Regions from separate parts of the Homo sapiens genome. Here regions 2, 3, 4 and 5 are each linked to region 1. Evidence: chromatin loops called from intact Hi-C (ENCODE). Cell type or tissue: A673. All regions are shown on one strand.

Region 1 (5,000 bases):
TGGAGTGCAGTGGCGCAATCTCGGCTCACTACAACCTCCGACTCCCTGGTTCAAACGATTCTCCTTCCTCAGCCTCCCGAGAAGCTGGGATTACAGGCACACACCACCATGCCCAGCTAATTTTTGTATTTTTTTTTTTTTTTTTAGTAGAGACAGGGGTTCACCATGTTGGCCAGAATGGTCTCGATCTCCTGACCTCATGATCTGCCCACCTTGGCCTCCCAAAGTGCTGGGATTACAGGCATAAGCCACCACGCCCAGCCAATTTTTAGTTTTTTGAGGAACCTCCAAACTGTTCTCCATAGTACCTGTACTAAGTTACATTCCTGCCAACAATGTAAAAGTTTTCCCATTTCTCCGTATCCTCAACAGCATTTGTTATTGCCTATCTTTTGGATAAAAGCCATTTCAACTGGGGTGAGATGATAACTCATTGTAGTTTTGATCTGCATTTCTTTGATGATCGATAATCTTGGGCATCTTTTCATATGCCAGTTTGCCATTTGTATGTCTTCTTTTGAGAAATATCTATTAAAATCTTCTGCCAATTTTTAATCAAATTATTAGGTTTTTTACATAGAGTTGTTTGAGCTCCTTATCTATTACAGTTATTAATCCCTTGTCAGATGGGTATTTTGCAAATATTTTCTCCCATTCTGTGGGTTGTCTCTTCACTGTGTTGATTGTTTCCTTTGCCGTGCAGAAGCTTTTTAGTTTGATGTGATCCAATTTGTCTATTTTTGCTTTGGCTGCCTGTGCTTGGGGGGTATTACTCAAGACATTTTGCCCAGACCAATGTCCTGGAGAGTTTCCTCAATGTTTTCTTGTAGTAGTTGTATAGTTTGAGGTCTTAGATTTAAGTCTTTAATCCATTTTAATTTGATTTTTGTACATGACAAGAGATGGGGTCAATCTACTCTCCAGAGTAGCTGGGATTACAGGCTTCTGCATGTGGATATCCAGTTTTCCCAGCACCATTTATTAAAGAGACTGTCTTTTCCCCAGTGTACGTTCTTGGTACCTTTGTCAAAAATGAGTTGACTGTAGGTGTGTGGATTTGTTTTTGGGTTCTCTATTCTGTTCTGTGTAAGACTTAATTGCTTTTAATTGAAAAACATTTCATTGCAACTCAGTTTAAGTGAGATGTGATTTCTAACCCTCTTAGAAATTTGAAAGTCCTTGCAAGCAGCTTCCCTGATACTGTGTCACCTGTGAAAGGGAAAAGATAGTGGGCAAAATTGCCTTTGCTCTCTTTTAGCGTTTTCGTTTCTTGTATTTTAGAGATGGGGTCTTGCTCTGTCACCCAGGCTGGAGTGCAGTGATGTGATCAAAGCTCACTGCAGCCTCAAACTCCTGGGCTCAAGCGATCCTCTTGCCTCAGCAGCCTGAGTAGCTCAGACCACAGGTGCATACCACCAAGCTCACCTAACCCTTTTCACTGTTTTAATTTTAAATTAAGAAATATTTCAATAGAAAGCTATAGAAAATATCATAGCAGATATTTATGTACTCATCACACTCATCTCTTATGAAAAGCAAAAAAGCAAGCAAGCAGTTCCCAGTAAGGCGTTACTGCCTCCTATAGCCAGATTCCTCTGGTGCCCATCTTGTACATTAAACTAGAAAAGGTCCACCATGCCCAGCGCAGGATGTTAAAGAGTTGTCCAGATGTGTTGAGATTCACCTCCCTCGCCCCACCTCACTGCCCCTCCCTGCCCTCTACCACGCATTACAATGCAGAGCATCATGATGCGAGGAAAACAGCCACAGAACAAGTCCACAATACAATCCAGAGATGTTCAGTCCATCAACAGTGCCTCTCCCCTAACCACTGATCCAATCTTTGAACCCTCTCCCCACAGCCTCATGGTATTCTAGGAGGACTGTGGGCCTTGTAGCCAGGCCAACCTGGATTTTAGTTTAAACCATGTGGCCTTGTGAAGTTGTGAAATCTTTCTAGGCCATAGTTCTTCCATCTTGGACAGGGTGGTTAGGAGAATAAATCTTGGGGCAGCATCTTGCACATGCAGCAGGTGCAGAGTAATATCCTCTCCCTCCTGCCTTCCTTCTCTCAAACACTCACAAATCCCTTTATGCTAATACCAAATTAGAAACCTCTCTCAGGTCCAAGGCAGCTGGGACTTTGGCTTCATTTATCTGTTCCCAGCATAGTCAGCAAATACTAGTTATTATTCACTCAAATGCGCCCTGCATGGCTGGGCACGGTGACTCGCGCCTATAATCCCAGCACTTTGGGAGGCTGAGGCGGGTGGCTCACTTGAGGTCAGGAGTTCGAGACCAGCCTGGCTAACATTTTGAAACCCCGTCTCTACTAAAAATACAAAAATCAGCCAGGCGTGGTGGCTGATTATATACATATATCCAGAGGGGTTTATAGAAGGCTCTGTGACTCCCAGATTTATTGATAGGAATCAAATATCAGTGAAAAGTTATTTGCCTCCTCCTTCCTCTGTCTGTTTCTATAAGCTCCATGGGGATGTTACTGGGGACCTGAGGAATGGTGTTGGACTGTTAACTCCAACAAGCAATTCTGACTTCAGCCTGGGAGCAAGAGAGAAGGCTTTAGAAGCTATCGGTAAGGCTGGCATCTAGAGTGGAAAAGAACTTTTTTAAAAAGAAAAAGGAGGAAACCATAAGGAAAAGCTTCATTTCTTGGGCTAAATTCCTCTCTACCATCTCTATTCAACCCAACTAAGAAACACACATGGCCAGCTGGTGAATATAAAGCAGGCCTTAATGTCTGAACTGGGCTTAGTATTTCTATCCAGTAATGCTCTAGAATGAAATCTTCTCTGGCCTGCAGATTTTATTTGACAGCGGAACATGGATATAAACAAAGGCAACGATATTGCATACACTTTAAAAATTGCTGGTTCACTCCCCGCACCCCCCACGTCCCCCAACTCCCCACCTCCCACCCCCAGGCTAAAATGCAAAAATCTATGGCCCGTAATTCAAGAAATGGTCACCAGAGGGCAGCACTAGACAAGCAGAAAACTACATAGGCAGAACAGAAAGACCAGTTAATACAGCTCTTTAAAAAGATTTCCTGTCTCTAGAGATCCTAAAAATGAAGCTACAGTAGGATTAAATAAGGTTGATAAGTGGTGGAAAATGCATCATGTTTGAAATATTGCCATATATTGACTTGGAGGTTAAAACATTACAAGCTGTTTCATTCACCAGTAATTAACTGTAAGCTTTATTCAATATATCACTCAGTGACTTACAAGAATTAGGAAGCACTCTTCTACATTTAGATTAAAATTCCTGCATGAGGAAGGCATATCGGAACATGACAATTATGGATTTTCTTTTTAATTCAAAAACATTCAAAAAACACAAAAGGAGACTTATTAGAGTTGAAATAATCCGTTTTTTTCCAAAAAAAAAAGTGGCAAAAATTAAAAAAAGGAAAAAACAAAATTGTTACATGGGAAATAAAAAAGAGTCCATTGAAGGACCTGTATAAGAAAATGCCTTCTGCTGCAGAACACTGGTGGTGACTAACGTGGTTTCTGTGAAGGAAGCAAATGTATGATTCATTTTGCCAGGGCAATCTGCATAGCTGTTTGATATCATGGTAGCATTATGCTTCCTTTAGGGATCAAGAAAGAAAAACAAAAATAGATCCTAATAAGACTATAAGGTCTGGAAAGAACATTCCCCAGCTCCCATTGAGTCCAAGGGAGAGGAGTGGCGGGGAGGAACCCCCTTGGTCTAGTTTGGCTGTTCCCACTCTGCAGGCCCAGCAGCAGGCTCTGATGTCATGCTGGGGAGCAAGTGTTGCAGCCCAGCTTTCGTCCTCCCGAGGAAGCAAACACTGGCTCCCTCTCCAGGGCCTAGGGGAAGGTTCACAAAGACAGAAGCAAGCAAATGTGTGCATCCAGGGGACAGATTTTTTTCCTTTCTTTTTTCTCTCTTTGGGAAAAAAGAGTCTCATTATCAAGACAGAGCGAACTGATGGGTGCAAACTGCAAGGAGAAACATGCTGTATCTCAGGTTTCTGCAAACCTCATAACAATGAAATAAAACATCACAATCCAGACAGAGAAAAATATTTTCTGCTGTCTCAAGTCAGGTAGCAAGAGCAAGAGATAAGTGTATTGGCAGTACCAAATCCAGTGACCTTATTCATATAATACAAACGGACCCAGGCAACATGACACATATCACATTAATATTAAAGCAAAGAAATAAGAGTTAACATTGTGATATGGTTTGGCTGTGTCCCCAAATCTCATCTTGAATTGTAGTTCGCATAATCCCCATGTGTCATGGGAGGGACCCAGTGGGAGGTAATTTAATCATGAGGGCAGTTACCTTCATGCTGTTTTCCTGATAGTGACTGAGTTCTCATAAGATCTGATGGTTCTATAAGGCGCTTTTCCCCCTTTTGTTTGGCACTGCTCCTTGCTGCCGCCATGTGACGATGGATGTGTTTGCTTCCTCTTCTGCCATGATTGTAAGTTTCCTGAGGCCTTCCCAGCCATGCTGAAATGTGAATGAATTAAACATCTCTCATTTATAATTTACTCAGTCTCAGGTATGTCTTTATTAGCAGCATGAGAACAGACTAATACAGTAAATTGATACTGGTAGGGTAGGGTGCTGCTATAAGGATACCTGAAAATGTGGCAGCAACTGTGGAACTGGGTAACAGACAGAGGTTGGAACAGTTTGGAGGGCTCAGAAGAAGAAAGGAAAATGTGAGAAAGTTTGGAACTTGCTAGAGATTTGGAGGGCTCAGAAGACAGGAAAATGCAGGAAAGTTTGGAACTTCCTAGAGACTTGTTAAATTACTTTGACCAAAATGCTGATAATGATAAGGACAATGAAGTCCAGGCTGAGGTGGTCTCAGATGGAGATGAAGAACTTGTTGGGAACTGGAGTAAAAGTCACTCTTGTTATGCAAAGAGACTGGTGGCATTTTGCCCCTGCCCTAGAGATCTGTGGAACTTTGAACTTGAGAGTGATGA
Region 2 (5,000 bases), 310 kb after region 1:
CTGTTATCATTATAGGTGCACAGTCCATATTTGCTGACTGAATGCAAGAATAAAACATTTTATCCAAATAGTATAGCGATTTATAATTCAGAGAAATAAATGGCTTTTCCAAAAATAGTTCTTTTCATACAAAATGTACATTCCAAAGATGGAAACCTGTGTTTGCTTTTCATCTACGTTTATAGAGAAAAGCCTCACTGCCTGGTCATGTGCCATGCATGGCCTATGCACCCTAGACCCCTACAGGCAGCTACCAAAAGTGCTGCATAGCCATTTGGGAGAGGTCCCTTACAAATCCAGTCTGTTCTAGATATCTAGGGCCAGGCCAGTGTTTATTACCACTGTGGTTAGGTTCTCTATTTGCTTCTCATTCACATGAATTACTGTGATTCTGAAATTGCAATTAATGGTAACTTTTTTTTTCTCTGTGGTATTTTACGGAAATGTATAGTCCTTTGCTCTTAGAGAAAGAACCCATTCCAGTGTTGACTTCAAGACCATAAGTTATTTCAAAACTATGTAAAGATTGACAATCCAGTAATAACCTGTCACTACACATACCCAGATTTTCCCTGTAAACTGTAATATTTAACATGAAATGTTAAATTCTGATGCCAGAGTTCATCAAAAACTAAACTGTTGCCTGCTTTTTGCGTCTTTATTCATTTTTTTAGATCAGAGGCTTCGAAACTGCTTACTGCATTGATAGCATGGGAAAAACAAATGGAGGCTTTGTTGAACTAGGACCCTGCCACAGGATGGGAGGGAATCAGGTAAACCACCTTACTTTTGTGTTTAAGTTGTTCCGTATTGAGGGCCATCAGGTTTATTGATCACAGAGTGATCTTTGTACTTTGGTTTTCGATTTGGTAATTTTGTTTGTTTTGATAAAGTAAAACATTCTGTAAAAAAATTGACAGTGTTAAAACATTCACTTAAATGATGGGAATAATAGCAGTATTGGTTTTCACATAAGCAGTCAGAATCTAGAATTAATGTCTAATATAAGGGATTAAAATATATTCCTGTGGGAGTATATATTTGTCACTACCGTAACTATGTAAGCCTAGCTCCCTAACAATTTTTTGCAAGTATTGCTCACTAATCCTCATCTTTTTGCAAATAGAGTGTTACTGCCAGTAATGTATATTTCACTAATATATATTCTCTTACTTATGTGGGTATGTTTTTGCTTTTTCATTTTTTCACATTGTTGGTACTTAATAAATTTGTGTTAGTGACCCATTTGGTATCTTAGAGACTAAAGAACTTAATGATTTCAGTGTTAATAAGGATCTTCACTAACATCAAAATAAATATAATTTGTCTGTGGACTTACAGTTCTAAACAAAATTATGGAAAAATAAGTTAGTCATTCAATTTAATTATAGGAGTTAAGTTTCTTTCTTTTCAAATGCACATCAGCAGGGAAGGTGCCTCTGTTACTTAATTCTCTCTTTTCCTTTTACAGCTTTTCAGAATCAATGAAGCAAATCAACTCATGCAGTATGACCAGTGTTTGACAAAGGGAGCTGATGGATCAAAAGTTATGATTACACACTGTAATCTAAATGAATTTAAGGAATGGCAGTACTTCAAGGTATTCTGCATTTTAACTTCTGAAATATTATATGCTTTTCATTTTCAGTAACATCTAGCATGTGGAATTTAGATAAATAAATCTTAAAACCTGCATTCAAATTCACTTGCATTTTCCTCTCATTTAGTCCCTTGCATAGGTTTTCCTGAGCACTGGATGACTCATTGTTCTATAATGAGGCATCACTTTTGTTCTCTCTTACAATATTGTCATGTAATGAGGCCACGATGATGTCTATAAAGAGCACTGCTAATTTTAGTAATACAAGAAAGTCAGTGTTCTGTGAGGCAGTCATCACCATTGCTCTCATCAAAATCTGATTTTTGAAATGTAAATGAATCATTCATTAAAGTAAAATATATTTAAATATATTTATACTATTAAAAATTTGGTTAATATTTGATATTGTCCAGCAGGTGGAGATAGAGACAAACAAATAAAACTTGAAATCTAGGCTTTCATAACGTCTTTATCATTGTTGTGTGCTAAATACAGTGGGATAAATGTAGCTAGTTGCTTACTTTAATGGTCAAATTTAGTTATTCACGTGACACTGCTGGGGTAGCTTTGTGTTTCAGCTGTGAGTATTTAAAGCTCTGTGGCAAGTTGAGGATTACAACATATTAATAGATTTATGTATAGTTTTCAAATTCTAGATTTGGCTAACATAAATCAATTTATTATTAAACAAAAAGTGGGGAAAGCTGCCTCACACTAAAAAAATCTGTCAACCCTCCATTTTATTTACTCACCCAGTATTTGTTATCATATCCCATCTGTCATGCAAGCAAGGACTTGTTTGCTATGTAATAATGATATGACCTAGCTTAACATTCCCTGTTACTGTCATTTACAGATAATTTCCAGGAAGTGATAAGCACGTATCAATTGATGATTTTGTTTCTTATAACAAGTTAGGAAGGAGAAGAATAGCATAAACCTTAAAGAGTGGAGCATTTATTTTCACAAAAAAAAAGGATATATAATAGCAATAAATAGTAGGGGTCAGTGAGAACAATATTAGCAAAATAGTAAAAGAGGGCTAACACACCAGAAACTACATCAAGAAGTAATTGAACAAAAAATGACACATAACATGTTTTAGGTATTTTAAAGACGCAGCACTGAATATACATTTGTGTGTTAGATATTACTGAACATTCACTTGGGGACCAATAATATGTTAGACTGTAGGGGAGTTCAAAAATATAGCTAAAGCACGCTATTATATAATGGCAGAGAAGAAAGAAATGCAAAAATAGAGATAAGCAAAATGCCATAGGACAGAAAAGAGTGATTCATGGGAGGAATTACTGCTGAGGAGTTTCATAGAGGAAGTGTCATTGCACAAGTCCTGAAGTGTAAAAAGGCTTTCCATGGAAAGTAAATAAGAAAGCCTGGATGAGCAAAGATGTGGCATGAAAACATGTAGAAAATTCAAAGAATTGTATTTCATTTGGTATCCCTCAATTGTGCTTTGGAGGAAAGAGCACCGAACTTCATTTTTTAAGTTTTGGAGAGGGATAGACCTTATTTGAGGAAGGTAGTGATGGAAAACAATGGCTACTTTTAGGAAAATAATTCTGGAAACGTGAGGTATGGACTGATGAAGCAACGAGATCAGCTTGAGCAGCAGTTCTCAAACTTTCTGTCCTCTGGATTCCCTTTACACTCTTAAAAATTTTTGAGCTCCCCCACCCCCAAATTGCTTTTGTTTATATAGGTTATCACTAGCAATATTTCCAGAACTGGAAAGTGTCTGAGAAATTTGTAAAGTTTTTATATATTAATTCATCTAAAAGTAATAATAATATACTTATTAAACATTAATGTAAATGACATTTTTAATGAAAAATAACTATGTTTACCCACAAAAAATAGTGAGAAGAATGGAATTCTGTATTTTTGCAAATCTCTTTAATGTCTGGTTTAATAGAAGAAGACAGCTGGATTCTCATACTCCTGCTTCATTTGGTCTGATCTGAAATGTTGTTTTCGTTCAAGTATATGAGGGAAACCCAGCCCCACACAAGCATACAGTTTGTAAAGGGAGCGAGTACTTTAATAGCCGTTCATATAATTGTGGCTGTTTTTTTATTGTACACCACAACTTAATAATTAAGTGGTAGTTTCTTAAAAGTTATTTCCAGTGTAGACTGATATCCTTGAGCATTGTACCTCATTATATGGAAGTACTTGATACGTACTTCCCACTTCATCTCATAGAATTTTTTTTAAGTATACTGAGGGGTCAAGACTGAATAAAACGAATGTTTTGCTCCTTCATCAGTGACATCCTTAAGTGAAACCGGCATTTACTTTTCAACTGTGTGTGGCCATGAGCAATACAACTATAGGTACTAGCATAGTTTGATTCATGCTAAGGCACCATCAGTTTTACTCACCATTGCTTTTGCACTATCGGTATAAATGTTGCTAAAGTGAAAAGGCAATGGTGTCTTCGTATTATGATGAAAATAGTTTCGGCCTTACAGACCCAATCCTGGATAGTCTGAGGACCAGACTTTGAGAAGCTCTGAGCTATATTGAAGAAACCTACAGCATATGGTGAGGGCCAAACCAGGGCATCTGCAGTGGCGATGGGAAGGAATATAAACCAGAGACATTGCACATATCCATCCTTAGTGACTGGTATGTGAGTGAATGAGGAAAAGTGCAGTATTTCCTAAGGACTAGAGAGCTGGGAATGTCATTAGCCAGGATAGGAACAAGAGACATAGATTTGGAGGGGCAGATAATGAATTTAGGTTTGTATACATTGAGTGTGAGATACCAGCAGTATATTGTGACTTAACAATGAAAGATCTTAGGACTTAGAAAACTGACAATCAAGAGAAATCCAGAAAACTGACAATCAAGAGAAATCCAAAGTCTGAGGTGTGGTTGAGAAGCTTTTCCATTTCCTTAAACTGTCTCCTCATGAAAGTCAAGTGATGATTTCTGATGTCAGTGATATCAAGGGTCCAAATTTGAAACTTTTTTCTTACTGTGTTTTCCAGAACCTGCACAGATTTACTCATATTCCTTCAGGAAAGTGTTTAGATCGCTCAGAGGTCCTGCATCAAGTATTCATCTCCAATTGTGACTCCAGTAAAACGACTCAAAAATGGGAAATGAATAACATCCATAGTGTTTAGAGAGAAAAAAATAAACCAATAACCTACCTACTGACAAGTAAATTTATACAGGACTGAAAACCGCCTGAAACCTGCTGCAACTATTGTTATTAACTCTGTATAGCTCCAAACCTGGAACCTCCTGATCAGTTTGAAGGACATTGATAAACTGTGATTTTACAATAACATTATCATCTGCAGTTACTGTTTACAAGACTGCTTTTACCTTAAACTTTGTAGATGTTTACATCTTTTTGTTGTGT
Region 3 (5,000 bases), 480 kb after region 1:
TTTAGACAGCAAGGTGGGCAGAGGAAATGACTGTAATGTTGCAGAGGAGATGTGCAATGCCCACCCAGCTCTCCGCTTGCACTGAACAAAGCTGACTTTCCCCAGTAACTTGTCATTCAACCCTCAGGCTGAAAAGTGAAAACTCACCATCTTACCTTAAGTAGTTTAGTGCCTACTGGGGAGTGAATGTCCAGATATAAGAGCGTAAACTAGAACAAGGCTGGGTGCGGTGGCTCATACCTGTAATCCCAGCACTTTGAAAGGCTGAGGTGGGAGGATCACTTGAGCCCAGGAGTTTGAGACAAGCCTGGGCAACATAGTGAGACTCCATCTCTACAATTTTTTTTTTTAATTAGCTGGATGTGGCTGCATGTGCCTGTAGTCCCAGCTACTAGGAGGCTGAGGCAGGAGGATCGCTTGAGCCTGTGAGGTTGAGGCTGCAGTGAGCTGTGGTTGTGTGACTGCCCTCCAGCCTGGGTGACAGAGTGAGATCCTGTCTCAAACATTTTTATTTTAAATAAAAAAAAGAGGACAATATAAAATCAAGTATCAAAACAGGCAGAATAGTCAGTCATTGAGCCTTAGCAAAAATTTTTGCCTAAACACTCTAAAAAGTTGCTGTTTTTCCTCCTTTGGTTTGAAAGTCAGAAAAAGAAGCAGTGAGGCCTCATGGTGAAAGAGGCAGCATGAGAGCCATCCAGAATGTTTGTCCCTTCAGCCTCCTGGTTGGGGATTGTTGACGACCTCTCCTGGATTGGACTCATTCCCCCACCCCAAAACTACCCACAGCTGAGGACAGCCATCTAAACACCTGCAGAGTCTACACTACTCCATGCCCACACTAATCCAGACCTCAGGCATGAGGCACCCAAGCAGGCTTGTTTCCTGTGTCAGTCACGGTTCAATACAGGAAACAGAAAACTCTCTAGATCTGCCAAGATCAGAGGGATTTAGTAGGAGGTATGAAGTGGAAAGGCTGGAGGAGTAGAGTCAGCGGCAACCATCAGAGCCCCCTACACCCACGAGGCTGGAGACTAGACAGTGGGCCATGGAGTCTAGTTAGTGGCCTAACTGGCCACTGCCCATACTTATGTCTCCCAGAGCCCTCTCGTACACCTACACAGCTGAAGAGGGAGAGCAGCTTCCTTTGTACTGCCTTTCAAATCCTACGTGACCGCACTTCATGATCAGAACCTAAACTGCATCCTGATCTCTTACAGCAAAGTGACTGGGAATTACAGTTTTTACACTTCTAGGCCTGCAATACAGGGCGGTGGGGAAACCTACCAATGCCATGTGCTATGGACAAGAACAAACACACTCTTCTACAGGGATTGACACTGAGTCACAGGCCTTAGTGGACTAAGAACAGGGTGCCCCAGTACACATGCTCTCCCCAGTGCCTCTCCCTGGGAATCTCACTCAAGATGGGAAGTCTCAGAAGTAACCGAGAGCCGTGTTGTTGTTTGAGTCACTGTTATTACGGTTTGGCTCTGTGTCCCCACCCAAATCTATCTCAAATTGTAATCCCCACATGTCAGGGGAGGGGCTTGGTAGGAGGTAATTGAATCAGGGGGCAGACTTCCCCCTTGTTGTTCTTGTGATAGTGAGTTCTCACCATCTGGCTGAGATCTGGTTGTTTGAAGGTGTGTGGCACTTCCCCCCTCTTGCTCTCTCCCTCTCCTGTTCTACCATGGTAAGACGTGCTTGCTTCCCCTTCTGCCTTGATTGTAAGTTTCCTGAGGACTCCCAATCATGCTTCCTTGAACATTAGGGCATTGAGAAATTAAAGAATTTAGGAGCACTTTCATCTTGCCTGCCAGTCATCTTCCCAGTACACACCCTGGGTGTGGTGGCGCGTGCTTGTAGTCCCAGCTACTTGGGAGGCTGAGGCAGGAGAATCGCTTGAGCCTGGGAGGCAGAGGTTTCAGTGAGCCAAGATCGCGCCACTGTTCTCCAGTCTGGTGACAGAGCAAGACTCAGTCAGAAAAAAAAAAAAAAAAAGCAGCATTAGTGGCACACCGTCATCACTATTAATGTTGCCGAGTGCTCTATGTGTTTGTGTGTCTGTGCTCCTTTCATTTCAGTAAAAATCTTAAAATTGCCCTCTATTCTCTTAGTAGTCTAGTGAATAAAAAATACTTTTATTGAATTCATCTTAATTTCAGATTTGGTGGTATTTGCAGCAGCAGCACATGTGGATGGCCACATTTTTATTACCAAGTCTTTTCCAAGTTTCAACAGCGTTTTTGTTTGATGATTTTGGTTTAAATCCAGTTAATCAATATAATAGTAAAATGAGGTTCTCCCCTGTCCCTGTTAAATAATAGTAGTTCAAAGACAGGAAATATTTAAATAACAAAATTTGAAAACTGAAATGCGTGCCTTCTAGAATAGATTCCTACCCTCAGCTGTGAGAACCTCAAAGCCGCCCTTTTACAACTGGAGAGATTTCTTCTTCTTTATAAGTACGCATATACTTGGTTACTTAGGAACAGGCCACCCACACGACACAGGGAGACATGACCCTGCACCCACAGGTACGTGCACACCCAGGCGCGAGTGCCCACCGGCCCCACAGTTCGTCTGCAACAGTCAGATTCAAGATGCGGTAGATTGGCACCTTAACCTCTTTTGGCTCTTCTTCCCCCGAATCAAAACCCACTGTAAACACCGCGAAGAACCAGGAAACTTCACGGCTTTAATCATTTCCTTTCCCCAAGCTCCATGTGGCACACAGGACATTCCGTTTTCCTTTAGGGTTGCCGTCATCCTGCGACAGGTGCGGAAGAAGAAAAAAGCAAATCTATGTTTCCAAAGAGCGGAGGAAGCAGAGACAATGTGCCAACACGGGGTGCGCTCTTCACCTTTACGCTCCACTCGGAGCAAGCAAGGAAATCCTCCAGCTCTAGCAGGGGTTGAGGGTTAGCGCCACCTGGCTTTCTAAAGAAGAACAAGAGGCAGGAGGTAGATGAGGCTGAAGAGGAGCCCGCGCCCTCCTTTCCTCCTTGGGCACCAGGAGGGCGAGAAGAAGGACCCGGGAGCTCTTCGTTTCAGAGCCCAGGGCAGCCAGGCTGCTGGCCACCGCGCACTGCGAAGAGACGCAATTACCCTTCTGGGAATCAAGAAATCCAGAAACGTCTCTTGGTACTGGTGTTAGACTAGTGGATTCCACATTTAAGGCAACCGTGAATTGCAGAAATAACTGCGGCACTTAAAGTATTATAAACAAGCACCGATCAATTTACGCATTGATTGGTTCTGGCTCGTTTCTATCAACCACCTATTCTGCGTAAACTTCTTATACCGGCTGAGAGGAAAGAAAAAGAAGACAGGAGAAAGGCCATCCTAGGATTCTGATCTGTCTGTGGCAGCGTTGGAAAGGAGTCAGGTTAAATGAATAAAGCCCCGGAGCCCCCGTTTATTCACATGAAAAATAGGGAAAACAGGGCCTTCGGTAACTGCCCCAAGTGATTGGAAAATCAAAGGAAAAACTGGCAGGAGAGTGCCTTAGACATTACCATTTCTACTGTATTATTGTTTTATTATTATACGATATCGTCGTATTAGTCATAGTGAAAATGGTAATCAAGTTATCATTATCCATTCAGTGCCTTATACATTTGCACTGAGTTTGTATTTGCACATATGGATATAATGAATTCACAGAATGACTATTAATTTGAGGGCACTGCCACAAACTGCTTTATCTAGAACTTGGACCAGTTGTCAAAAAGTAATTACCTATTTCGGCATGACTTTTAAACGGTGAAATCTAGAGAAAGTTGTTTGGAAACTGCCTTTCCATGGATTCAGTCAAGAACACAAACACAGATGCACAGATGCATATAATATGTGCACACTATGTGCGCATATGAAAATGTGTACATGCATGGGAAATATGGGTTTGCATTTATTATAAGAATGATTCATGTACATTGCTACTCTGTTTACAAAGACTTTTGCATTCACTTTTCATTTAGTCCTCACAACTTTAGGAGGCATTGCTAATCCCCATTTTACAGATGAGGAAACTGAAGCATGGAACAATAACTTTCCTAAAATCTTGATGAGAAGTTGTAGAACCAAAGCCATGTATTCAATTCTGTGTCATCCTCATATCCAGCAAACATATCATGGACAATTACTGTGTGCCAGGCACTAAAGCCTGGTGGTCACAAAAATCAAAGACATATTCCACTGCCTTCAAGAAACTCACACCTAGTGGAGAAAAAAGAGAAATTACTCTTCCTGAAGGATATATACTCCACAATCAGCCTGGGGCTTAAGTGAAGACTTCCCAAAAGAGTAGATGCCCAGGCTGAATTTTGAAGGACAAGAATCCTTCTGATAAAGATGGAGGGAAGTGTGACCCAGGCAGAAAGACAACATGTGCAAAGATATGAAGGCAAAAGAAACGAGAGTATTCAATATAGCTCAGAATCACGGCTTAATGTATATATAGGGACAGTGGTGAGAAAGATTATAAAGAGCATTATTGAGGTTTTCTTGAAGTCTATGGGGGAATGAATGAAAGATTTTAAGTAGGGAAACAACATGATCCAATGTCATTTGCATTAAAGATCGGTCCAGCTGCTGTGAGGACAGACTGGAGGGTACATTAACAGTAGGAGAAATGATGGAATGATGCAGGCAAAACTCAATATTTGTCATGCTAAGGTAGGGGGTTCTTTGAAAAAAAAAAGAGAGGGTGAATTTGAAAGATATTAAGGAGGAGCTCATTACAGTTGCTAGGTTATTAGCCTGAGCACCAGGTGGGTAGTGGTACCAGTCATGGAGACTAAGAGAAGAGACTATTGGTATGCAACAGAGACTAGAAATAAATTCTGTTTTGAGCATAGTGAGTTTAAAAAACTAAATACATCTATGTGGAAATGTCCTCTATCAGGGAGTTGGATATGCAGATCTACTGCTCCAAGAACAGGTCTGAATTGTAGTGAGATAAAACACTGGTATCAACTGAAGCCACATAATGATTA
Region 4 (5,000 bases), 290 kb after region 1:
TTCTGTTAATTCCATAGGCCAGTAAAGAAAATTTTTAAAGTGACCTAGAAAAATTAAAGGGAGGTTATCTGTTGATTAACTCACTGGTGACCATGTTAAGATGCATTTTCAAGTATATACTGAGATGAATGGGAACATATTTGAAGAAAAATAAACCCAGCTGCCGGGCAAGGTGGCTCACACCTGTAATCCCAGCACTTTGGGAGGCCGAGGCAGGCGGATCACCAGAGGTCAGGAGTTCGAGATCAACCTTGCTAACATGGTGAAACCCCATTTCTACTAAATATACAAAATTAGCTGGGCGTGGTGGTGTGTGCCTGTAATCCCAGCTACTTGGGAGGCTGAGGCAGGAGAATCGCTTGAACCTGGGAGGTGGAGGTTACAGTGAGTCAGGATCACGCCATTGCACTCCAGCCTGGGCAACAGAGTAAGACTTGGTCTCAAAAACAAAAAAAAAAAGACACAGCTATAACGGAATAATCTTAAATGACAGTTAAATAAAGGTGACATGAAAATATCACCTAAAATGTAATAGTGTTGTTACTGTGTTAGGCAGCATATTTTAAGAAGAAAAAGCATGAGAGAACAACTTTTTTCTGATGCTATTTTCTTCTAGTATTGAAAATATTTCTTGATTCATTATCCACTCAACAAACGTTTATTGAATGCTTACTGTATGCCAAGCACTGTTTTCTGGGGATACATTTTTAAAGATATGTTTCCTCATTGAATTTAAAATACAGTGAATCAGACAGAAATTAAACAGATAACTGCATAAATAACCCTAAAATTAGCCTGGTGTGGTGGCACGTGCCTGTAGTCCCAGCAACTCAGGAGACTGAGGCAGAGGGATTGCTTGAGCCCAGGAGTTCAAGGCTTCAGTGAACAATGATTGTGCCACTGTACTGCAGCCTGGGCAACAGAGTGAGACCCTGTCTCACAAAACAAACAAAACTCTGGAACAGCAGCTGTGATAAGTAGTATGAAGAAAAATCACAGAGTACATGAGTTTATGGAAAGATGAACCTAATCCAGCTTGGGAGATCAGGAAAGGCCCTTCTGACAAAGTGTCATTTAGGCTGAGACCTGAAGGATGAGGGACCAATTCTGTGGAAAAGGAGAAGGAACATTTCAGGATCGTGAATAACATGAATGAAGGCCTTAAGACAGAAAGGAGGCTGGCACGTTCCCGGTGGGAGCAGAGCCGTGAAGGACTCAACGGGAAGAGAGTCCATGGTGAGCCCAGAGAGCCGGGAGAGGCTGGTATCATGCAGGCGCATGTGGAGGAGTCTGCTCTGGCCCCTGTGTGATTAGCCTTGAGCAGGGGGCAGAAGACAATAAAGGACACAAGCTCGGGAGATATTGGAAAGTCCAAGCAGTGTTGGCCTGGTCTAGGCTGGTGGCAGTGAAGTTGGAAATAAGTCAGCAGATTCAAGATGTATTTTCAAGGCTGGGTGCAGTGGCTCATGCCTATAATCCTAGCACTTAGGGAGGCCTAGGCAGGTGGAACTTTTGAGCCCAGGAGTTCTAGACCAGTCTGAGCAACATGGCGAAACCCCATCTCTACAAAATACATAAAAAGGTAGCTGGATGTGTTGGTGTGCGCTTGTAGTCCCAGCTACTCAGGAGGCTGAGGTGGGAGGACTGCTTGAGCCCAGAAGGTCAAGACTGCAGTGAGCCGCAATCATGCCACTGTACTCCAGGCTGGGCCATAGAGTGAGACTATGTCTCAAAAAAAAAAGATTTTTTTTTCAAGGTAGAATCAATGGAACCTTGAAATAGGTTCCATTGAACCTATTTGAGTAGATTGAATATTATGTATGATGATGAAGTTACCCTAATAATACTGAGTACCCTAAAATTTAAGAATCATGATGGATTAGTAATTAATTGTTCAGGGGAGGGGAGCAGGGAGCAAGATAAATTCTGCTGTAATTTCTCCCAATGGTGGGAGTGACTTGTCCCTAAGAAGCTACCAAATCTTTTTTCTCTTGGACCTAAAAAGTGTCCAATTTAAGATCCATTCAAGAAGCCCCACAGATACACAGGTCACCCTTTTGCATTCCTACCTCCTGGCACAGTAAATATCTATATCTAATTCTCCTGTGTCATTTCTGTGCTACATTTGCAAACTCTGAATGAACTGTGGTTGTTCTACAATGATTTACACTGTTATTTGGCGAGCCCCTGAGCTATAAAATTAAAAAATGACAGACTACTTCCATGGTGTATGGTTTTGTTCACCCAAGAATGACTCATAAATCAATGCAGGAGCAGTTAGCAGACCACGGCTGTATGGCTCAGTGTTTTTAAGAGTGAAAGAGAAAATTCTATTTTAACTAAAACTAAGGCTTAATTTTTAAATCCACAGAGGTACCAAGGCGCCCTCTAATGGTGAACTCAAACAATGCTCTATTTTGTAATGAGCTACAGTTTCAGTTAGAAATTGTGGTAAATTCGTTAGGGAATTATGAACAGATTTTTTTCTTTTTTTGTAAAGGCTTTATAATTTCTTAATGTTTGGCCATCAGTTTTGTCTCTTCTATGCATTTTCAGGCTGTATTCTACAAGGCTTCTTGCCTATTGGTGAAGGGTTATTGGGGGTTTGTCTGTAATGGTTATTGCAGTGTTTCTTTTTCTTAGGTCCCCAGCCATGGCTGGGGGATTATTTGCCATTGAACGAGAGTTCTTCTTTGAATTGGGTCTCTATGATCCAGGTCTCCAGATTTGGGGTGGTGAAAACTTTGAGATCTCATACAAGGTAACATTTTATTTCAACAGATGGAATTCTCCAAGTCGTTACTAACTTCTGTGGCTTTCAGATAAAGCTAGTTTTTTGTGGGGGAAAAAAGCCCACAATTATATCATGCATTTCTCCAAATTGTATAGAATGATTTAATGAAAATGGATGCCTTTGAGGAAAAAATAAGGCAAAATGCAAGCTCCAAACTTACCATATATTTACAGGGCTCAGCTCAAAATTGTGGCTAGCAAGCTTTAGAAATGAAAATATCTACCCCCACACCCCAACTTTCTATATATTGGAGCTTTTTATTATAGAAGCCCTTGGAAGAATCTGCATGCGTTAGGGCCACAATTGACCACCCACTGACACAGTCACCCTTTACCACTGTAGGACATGATTCAAGACAGAAGCAGAGCCCCACAATGACTGTATCCTCAGGCTGACTTTGGCGCTGTCTTCCTGCAGCATCCACCCTGTTGTTGAAGCAGTCTGGGAGCAATACTATCTTCCATGCTCCAGCCCCCACCTCAACCCCTATTCCTACCCCCATTTTCCAAAAGAAAGAGAGAGAGAACTATATCAGAGTGTGAGTTAAACAGGTATTCATTACCTCTTGTCTTAAATGTCCTGTGCGTAGCACTGTGAGGGATAGAAGAGGAGTAAACCAGTTGTTGCTCTCAAGGAACTTGATAAGAAGATATTAGAATTATACTTAAATTCATAATACAAGAAGGCAGAATGGCATTCAGTTGGTGTGCTTAAAAAACCGTCGGCCAGGCGCTCATGCCTATAAACCCATCACTTTGGGAGGCCAACATGGGCGGATCATGAGGTCAAGAGATCGAGACCATCCTAGCCAACATGGTGAAACCCCATCTCTACTAAAATACAAAAAATTAGCCGGGTGTGGTGGTACACACCTGTAGTCCCAGATACTCGGGAGGCTGAGGCAGGGGAATTGCTTGAATCTGGGAGGCGGAGATTGTAGTGAGCCGAGATCGCACCACTGCACTCCAGCCTGGGGGACAGAGCGAGACTCCGTCTCAAAAAAAAAAAAAGAAAGAGCGAGCGTTATGCTAGATGCAGAATTTGCGGCAGAAGTAGGAAGATGGGTATGATGTTAGTAAGCACAGATAAGGGATGGGAGGGGGACTTCTAAGCAAGTAGCATGGGGAAAAGTACAAAGAAGAGAACACAAGGAACATTCAGAGAACAGCAAGGAGCAAACTTTGGCAGAATCAAGCAACATGAATAAGGAAGACATCTAAGAAGATAAAATGGGAAGGTGTATTAGGGCCATATTGAAGAGAGCCTTTAAAGCTGAGTTAAGAGATTTTTATTTAATTTGATAAGCAGTGGAGAACGATCAAAGATATTAAGCAAGGGAATAACATGACCCAAAGCTGCCCTTCACCTATAATAATCTCTTGCTATAAATAAGGATAGTTGAGTAGAGAGAAGCCGAAGGTGAAGAAGCCAGTTAGGAGTTTATTATAATAATCACCCAAGTAGGAAATATATTAGCAATGGAAATGATTAATGAGTTAGGAATAAAGAATCCACATGACTTTGCAAGGTTATATTGGGAGAAAGTTGCTAGGGGCTATGAGTACACAGTAAGAGGCCCCTTAGTAGCAGTTTATTATTAATACTGTATTCCCTGTTGCCTTCTTGGTTGTTACATGAGCTTTTAAAAGCAAATTATTTTAGGATTTGTTTAGTTTAAGAATTCTGTGTGGACACTGTATATAATTTAGATTTTAGATTTACACTTACAAGATAAATTTTCAGTTATGGTTTATGTTTGTATTTGAAACAACTTTCACAACGTGTTTTTCCTTCATAGATATGGCAGTGTGGTGGCAAATTATTATTTGTTCCTTGTTCTCGTGTTGGACATATCTACCGTCTTGAGGGCTGGCAAGGAAATCCTCCGCCCATTTATGTTGGGTCTTCTCCAACTCTGAAGGTGAGTTTTTTGGATAAAAGGGGAGGACAGGGAACTAACATTTATGTACCACATGCTATAGTAGTTACTTAACAATTGTCAGCTTATTGAGTGGGCTCTTCAGCAGTCATGTTGATTCTCACCTTTAACTTAGCTAGACTTATTCACGAAATATCTTATTGTTCTTTAAGATTATTCAGCTGAAGCAGGAGGATTCCTTGAGCCCAGGAGTTCAAGGCTGCAGTGAGCTATGATTGCACCACTGCACTCCCCGCTGGATGACAGAACGAGACCCCATCTCTTAAA
Region 5 (5,000 bases), 120 kb before region 1:
CCTCTAAGTGTAATGTTAGATTGTTAATTTAATGTAGGTATTCAGAGCTATAAGCTTTCTTTTTAATACTGCTTGTGCTGCGTCCCAGAGATTTTGATATGTTCTGTTTCTGTTTCCATTTACTCCAAAGTCATTCAGGAGCAAGTTGTTTAGGTTCCATGTAATTGTGTGGTTTTGAGGGATACTCTTAGTGTTGATTTTTATTTTTATTCCACTGTAGTCTAAGAATATGCTTTGCATGAATTTGATTTTTTTGAATTTATTGAGACTTGCTTTATGGCTAGGCATGTGGTTGAGGTTAGTGTATGTTCCGTGTGCCAAGGAGAGGGATGTATATTCTGTGGCTGTTAAGTGGGGTATTCTGTAGATGTCTACTTTGTCCAGTTGGTCAAGTGTTGGATTTAAGTCCAGAATTTCTTTGTTAGTTTTCTGCCTCAATGACCTGTCTAACACTGCCCATGGGGTTTTGAATAGTCCCTATTATTGTGTGGCTGTCTGAGTCTTTTCATAAATCTAGAAGTACCTGTTTTATGATCTGGGTGCTTCAATGTTTGGTGCATATAGATTTATAATAATTGTCTTGTTGTTGAATTCAACCATTTGTCATTATGTAATGACCTTCTTTGCCTGTTTTTACTGTTTTTGGTTTAAAATCTGTTTTATCTGAAGAATAGTGACCTCTGCTCTTTTTTGTTTACCATTTGCATAATAGATCTTTCTCCATTCCTTTCCTTTGAGCCTATGGGTGTCATTACATGGGAGATTGGTCTCTTGAAGACAGCAGAAGGTTGGGCCTTTTTTTTTTTTAATCCAACTTGCCACTCTGTGCTTTTTAAGTGAGGCATTTAGACCAATATGCGAGGTTTTGATTCTGTCATGGTGTCAATGGCTGGTTGTTTCATGGTCTCAATTGTGTAGTTGTTTTATAGGGTCTATAGACTACATACTTGCATATGTTTTTGTGGTATCTGGTATCGATTTTTCATTTCCTTGTTTAGAGCTCCCTTTAACATCTTTTGTAAGGCAGGTCTAGTAGTAGCAAATTACCTCTCTGGAAAAGATTTTATTTCTCCTTCACTTTTGAAGCTTAGCTTGAGGGGATATAAAATTCTTGGTTGGAATTTTTTTATTTAAGAATGCTAAAAATATGCCTCCAATCTCTGACTTATAATGTTTCTGCTGTTAGCCTGATGGGGTTCCCCTCATAAGTGACATAACCCTTTACTCTAGCTGCCTTTAAGATTTATTTATTTGCATTGACCTTGTAAAGTCTGATGACTATATGTCCTGGGGATGGTCATCTTGTATAGTATCTTGCAGGAGTTCTCTGAGTTTCTCAAATTTACATTTCAACCTCTCTAGCAAGACTGGAAATTTTTTATAGATTATATTCTCAAATATGTCTTCCAAATTGCCTATTCTTTCTTCTTCTCTCTCGGGAATACCAAGGAGTCATAGGCTTTGTCTCTTTATGTAATCCCATATTTATTGCTGGTTTTGTTCATATTTTTGATTCTTTTTTATTTTTGTCTGACTGGGTCTTTGAGCCTTTACATTCTTTCCTCAGCTTACTCTAGTCTTTTGTTAAGACTTCCAACAGTATTTGAAATTTTCATAGTGAATTTTTCAATTCCGGAAGTTCAGTTTGGTTTTCTTAATATGGCCATGTCATTGTTCAAGTCTTAAATTGTTTTTCTGGCTTCCGTGCATTGGCTTTCAATTTTCTCTTGAATTTCATTGAGCTTGCTTGCCATCCAAATTCTGGATTTTATTGTTGAGCTTCCTTGCCATCCAGACCCTGAATTCTATGTCTGTTATTTCAGACATTTCAATGTGGTTAGGATCCATTGCTGGGGAGCTAGTGCAATCCTTTGGATGTAAAGAAATGCTCTGACTTTTTGAATTGCCTGAGCCCTTCTCATATGAGGAGGCTGGCAATTCTTTTTCCTTTTTAAATTGCTCTACTATGGATGAGGCCTTTTGTTTTTATATATTCCTTTTCCCTTGAGGGTTTGACTGTGGTGTATGTTGTGTATAGTTGATTGTCTTCATTTCTGAGTGCTTTCAAAGGGCCAGGGCTCTGTATGGGCTACTTACTTGTGGATAGTTTCCTGCTTTGGGTTTCACAGGTGTTGGGTGTTGAAGAAATTTTTTCTTTAGTGGTGTAATTCAGGATGCGAACCAGTAGACGGCGCTTAAGAGTAAGGGCCAGCAGATAGGCTCTTAGCCAAGCTCCTCTTGGAGCTTACTGTTGTCGGCTTTGTTCATATTTTTAATTCTTTTTTTTTTTTTTTTTAACTGCTGCATATGCCCTTACACCTTTTTTTGTTGTTGTTACTGACTGCTGCATATGCCATATGCCCTTACTCTTAAGTGGTCTGGAGATGGGAGATGGGGGGCAAGAGATGACTCCCTCACCAACTCCATTCCTAGGTCTTGGTAGAGCCCTTTTCAATTATTGGTGTTGCCTCCATGATTTCTTAGTCTCAAGCGAAACGCTGGCAAACTGCTTTCCCTCCTCCCTCAGGGGCAGCCCAAGGCAAGGTTTACATCACCAGGAAATCCACAATTATTTGGGGACCTACTGGTCCTCTGAGCTTGGCAGAGTCAGAACAGGTTGTGGTGTGTGTCTGCAGGTGGTCTGGTGATGCAGTGGGTCAAGGGCAGAGGATGCCCAGGCAGGACAGTAATACCATACATGTGGCACCCACGGCCTGCTGTTCTTATCCCAGCAGATGGCTGTGGGGCCAAGCCAGCTCACACTTACCCAACCCAGTAAGTCTTTCTGCAGCGTCTGCCCCAGGAGTGGGCCTGACCAGCTAGGCTTGTCCCAAACCTTCTGTGCCAAGATTGCTGGGCAGTTCCAGGTGTTCCACGCTGTAGGGATCCCTGAGGAAGAAGGTGCTACTGGCTAATAGGCCACACCCTTCCCAAAACAGTGTTGTTGAGAGAGGGGCACCCAGCTCCCACGCCAGCACACAAACCTGTGTATCACTCTTCTAAGTGTTCTGAGAGTGGCGGGGGGGGGGTCTTCCCCTTCTCAAACTCAAGCCAAAGATCTCAGCTCCAAACCCCTGGACAGTGTGCTCGAATCCTGGGAGTTTTGGGACCACACCTACAGTTTTGTCTGCTGACCCCTCAGGGTCCAGTGCTGGCTGTGCAGAAGGAGCCAAACTACTCCCAGGCAACCAGCAAAACACTCAGGCAGGACAATGAAAGCTGTGCTGTAGGTACCTTCCTGAGGGAGTGACCAGGCAGGCAGTCTTGGGAAGATCTGGTGGACAAGGGGGCACAAAGATCAGATGCACCCCCGTCCCACGGAAGAAATAGCCAAGCCCTGCTCTCTCCCAGCCTGGCAGAAAGCAGGAGCTGTTGTCACTCAGAACAAGATGGAGAGCCTGGGGGGAAGGGTACCTATGGTCACATTTTGTTGCAGCTGCAGTGTGCACGGCAAAACCTTCTGGGATCCATGCAGGTTTGAGCTCTTCCTCTGCCTTATCTCCAGGCAGTTCCCTCTGCCAATTCAAATGTCTCTGAAGGTCATAGGATCTCATGTATCTAGGATCCCAGATGTCCACAGTGGGAGTGTGGAGTCCCGGAGCTCCTTCACTCGCCCCTTCCTTAGGACCTAGTCAGGTTTGGGAGCTGGTCCTCAGCATTCACCAACTCCAGGCAAGCTTCCCAGCTTCTTCCCTCTTCAAATATGGTGTATATGTCACCTATCAACTTTCAGTATTTTCTTTCAGAAGATCTGTTCAAAGTGTGATGGTTTACTCAATATTTTGTTTCCTCTCAGTGGGAGAGGTGTCTCAGCTATGTCTAATTAACTATCTTAGTTCAGTCACTGTTTTATTGTCTCAGTTTCATATATTTATGTTCTGATCTTTATTATTTCTTTTATTTTGCTAATTTTGGGGATTGGTTTGTTCTTGCTTTTCTTGAGGTGTATCACTAGGTTCTTTATTTGAAGTATTTGAAGTTTGTCTATTTTTTATGTAGGCATTTATTGCTATATAAACTTCCCTCTTAGTACTGCTTTTGCTGTATCCCATATATTCTGGTGTGTTGTGTTTCCAATTTTGTTTCAAGAAATACTTCAATTTCCTTCTTAACTTCTTCATTGACCCATTCGTCATTCAGGGCATATTGTTTCCATGTACTGGTACAGTTTACAAAGTTTTGCTTTTTATTGATTCTGGCTTTATTCTATTTTGGTCAGACATGATTTCAACATTTTTTAATTTGTTGAGACTTGTTTTGCGGCCTAACATATAGTTTATTCTGGAGAATATTACATGTGCTGATGAAAATAATCTGTATTGCATATTAATTGGATGAAATGTTCTGTAAATGTCTGTTAGGTCCATTTGTTCTAGTGTATAGTTCAATTATGATGTCTCTTTGATAATTTTCTGCCTAAATGATCTGCCCATTGCTGACAATGGGGTGTTGAAGTATTCTACTATTATTGTATTGCATTCTATCTGTCCCTTTAGATCTGTTAATACTTGCTTTATATGTCTGGGTGTTTTGGTATTGGTATTGGGTGCACATGTATTTATAATTGTTATATCCTCTTGCTGAATTGATCTCTTTATCATTATATAATGATCTTGTTTTTTTTACAGTTTTTTTTTTTTTACTTAAAGTCTCTTTTGTGTGACATCAGTATAGCTACTCTAGCTCTCTTTTTATTTCTATTTGCGTGAGTGGAATAAATTTTTTTCATCCCATCACCTTCAGTATATGGGTATCTTTATAGATAAAGTGAGTTTCTTATAGGCAGCATATAGTTAGGTCTTGTTTGTTTAATTCATTCAGTCACTGTGTCTTTTAATTGGAGAATTTAATAAATTTACATTCAATGCTATTATGGATAAGTAAGAATTTACTAGTATCATTTTGTTACTTGTTTTCTAGTTGCTTTGTAGCTCTTCTTTTCCCTTCTTCCATTTTTCCTGTCTTTGTGGTTAAGTGATTTGCTCTGATAGTATTTTTCA

Evidence for each region. Hi-C counts contacts between places; a loop is a spot of excess contacts. Peaks named below come from ENCODE experiments on the same cell type or tissue, not always from the same donor. Only the 100,000 strongest peaks of a DNase experiment are listed, where the experiment ranks them.
Region 2: a loop joins it to region 1, with 4 times the contacts of the local background. A loop is called at or near these places in 46 of 110 quality-filtered maps.
Region 3: a loop joins it to region 1, with 5 times the contacts of the local background. A loop is called at or near these places in 14 of 110 quality-filtered maps.
Region 4: it touches region 1 in a loop (4-fold over the local background); 48 of 110 quality-filtered maps call a loop at or near these places.
Region 5: a loop joins it to region 1, with 3 times the contacts of the local background. A loop is called at or near these places in 6 of 110 quality-filtered maps.

What each region holds. Positions count from the first base shown.
Region 1 is chr4:173,010,642-173,015,641 of GRCh38, forward strand. All of the region lies in intron 11 of GALNTL6 (polypeptide N-acetylgalactosaminyltransferase like 6), which reads left to right. Among named protein-coding and RNA genes, the nearest start is that of GALNT7, 160 kb to the right of the region's middle. In A673, CTCF peaks have their summits at 1,569, 1,772, 2,982 (motif pointing right) and 3,864 (motif pointing left); DNase peaks (open chromatin) are centred at 3,060, 3,820 and 4,400; H3K27ac peaks cover 2,358 bases.
Region 2 is chr4:173,316,960-173,321,959 of GRCh38, forward strand. GALNT7 (polypeptide N-acetylgalactosaminyltransferase 7) reads left to right here. Exons shown (of 12, transcript NM_017423.3): 10 at 675-773; 11 at 1,472-1,600; 12 at 4,621-5,000. The coding sequence ends at 4,758. Among named protein-coding and RNA genes, the nearest start is that of HMGB2, 15 kb to the right of the region's middle. In A673, CTCF peaks have their summits at 258 and 1,927; DNase peaks (open chromatin) are centred at 252, 1,782 and 2,042; H3K27ac peaks cover 537 bases.
Region 3 is chr4:173,491,630-173,496,629 of GRCh38, forward strand. It overlaps a transcript of SCRG1 not described here. Among named protein-coding and RNA genes, the nearest start is that of HAND2, 36 kb to the right of the region's middle. In A673, CTCF peaks have their summits at 2,932 and 3,131; DNase peaks (open chromatin) are centred at 902 and 2,912; H3K4me3 peaks cover 464 bases.
Region 4 is chr4:173,299,404-173,304,403 of GRCh38, forward strand. It overlaps GALNT7 (polypeptide N-acetylgalactosaminyltransferase 7), which reads left to right. Exons shown (of 12, transcript NM_017423.3): 7 at 2,644-2,761; 8 at 4,593-4,715. Among named protein-coding and RNA genes, the nearest start is that of HMGB2, 32 kb to the right of the region's middle. In A673, a CTCF peak has its summit at 2,400 (motif pointing left); a DNase peak (open chromatin) is centred at 2,318; H3K27ac peaks cover 2,080 bases.
Region 5 is chr4:172,890,327-172,895,326 of GRCh38, forward strand. All of the region lies in intron 8 of GALNTL6 (polypeptide N-acetylgalactosaminyltransferase like 6), which reads left to right. Among named protein-coding and RNA genes, the nearest start is that of GALNTL6-AS1, 170 kb to the left of the region's middle. In A673, a CTCF peak has its summit at 2,180 (motif pointing right); a DNase peak (open chromatin) is centred at 2,215.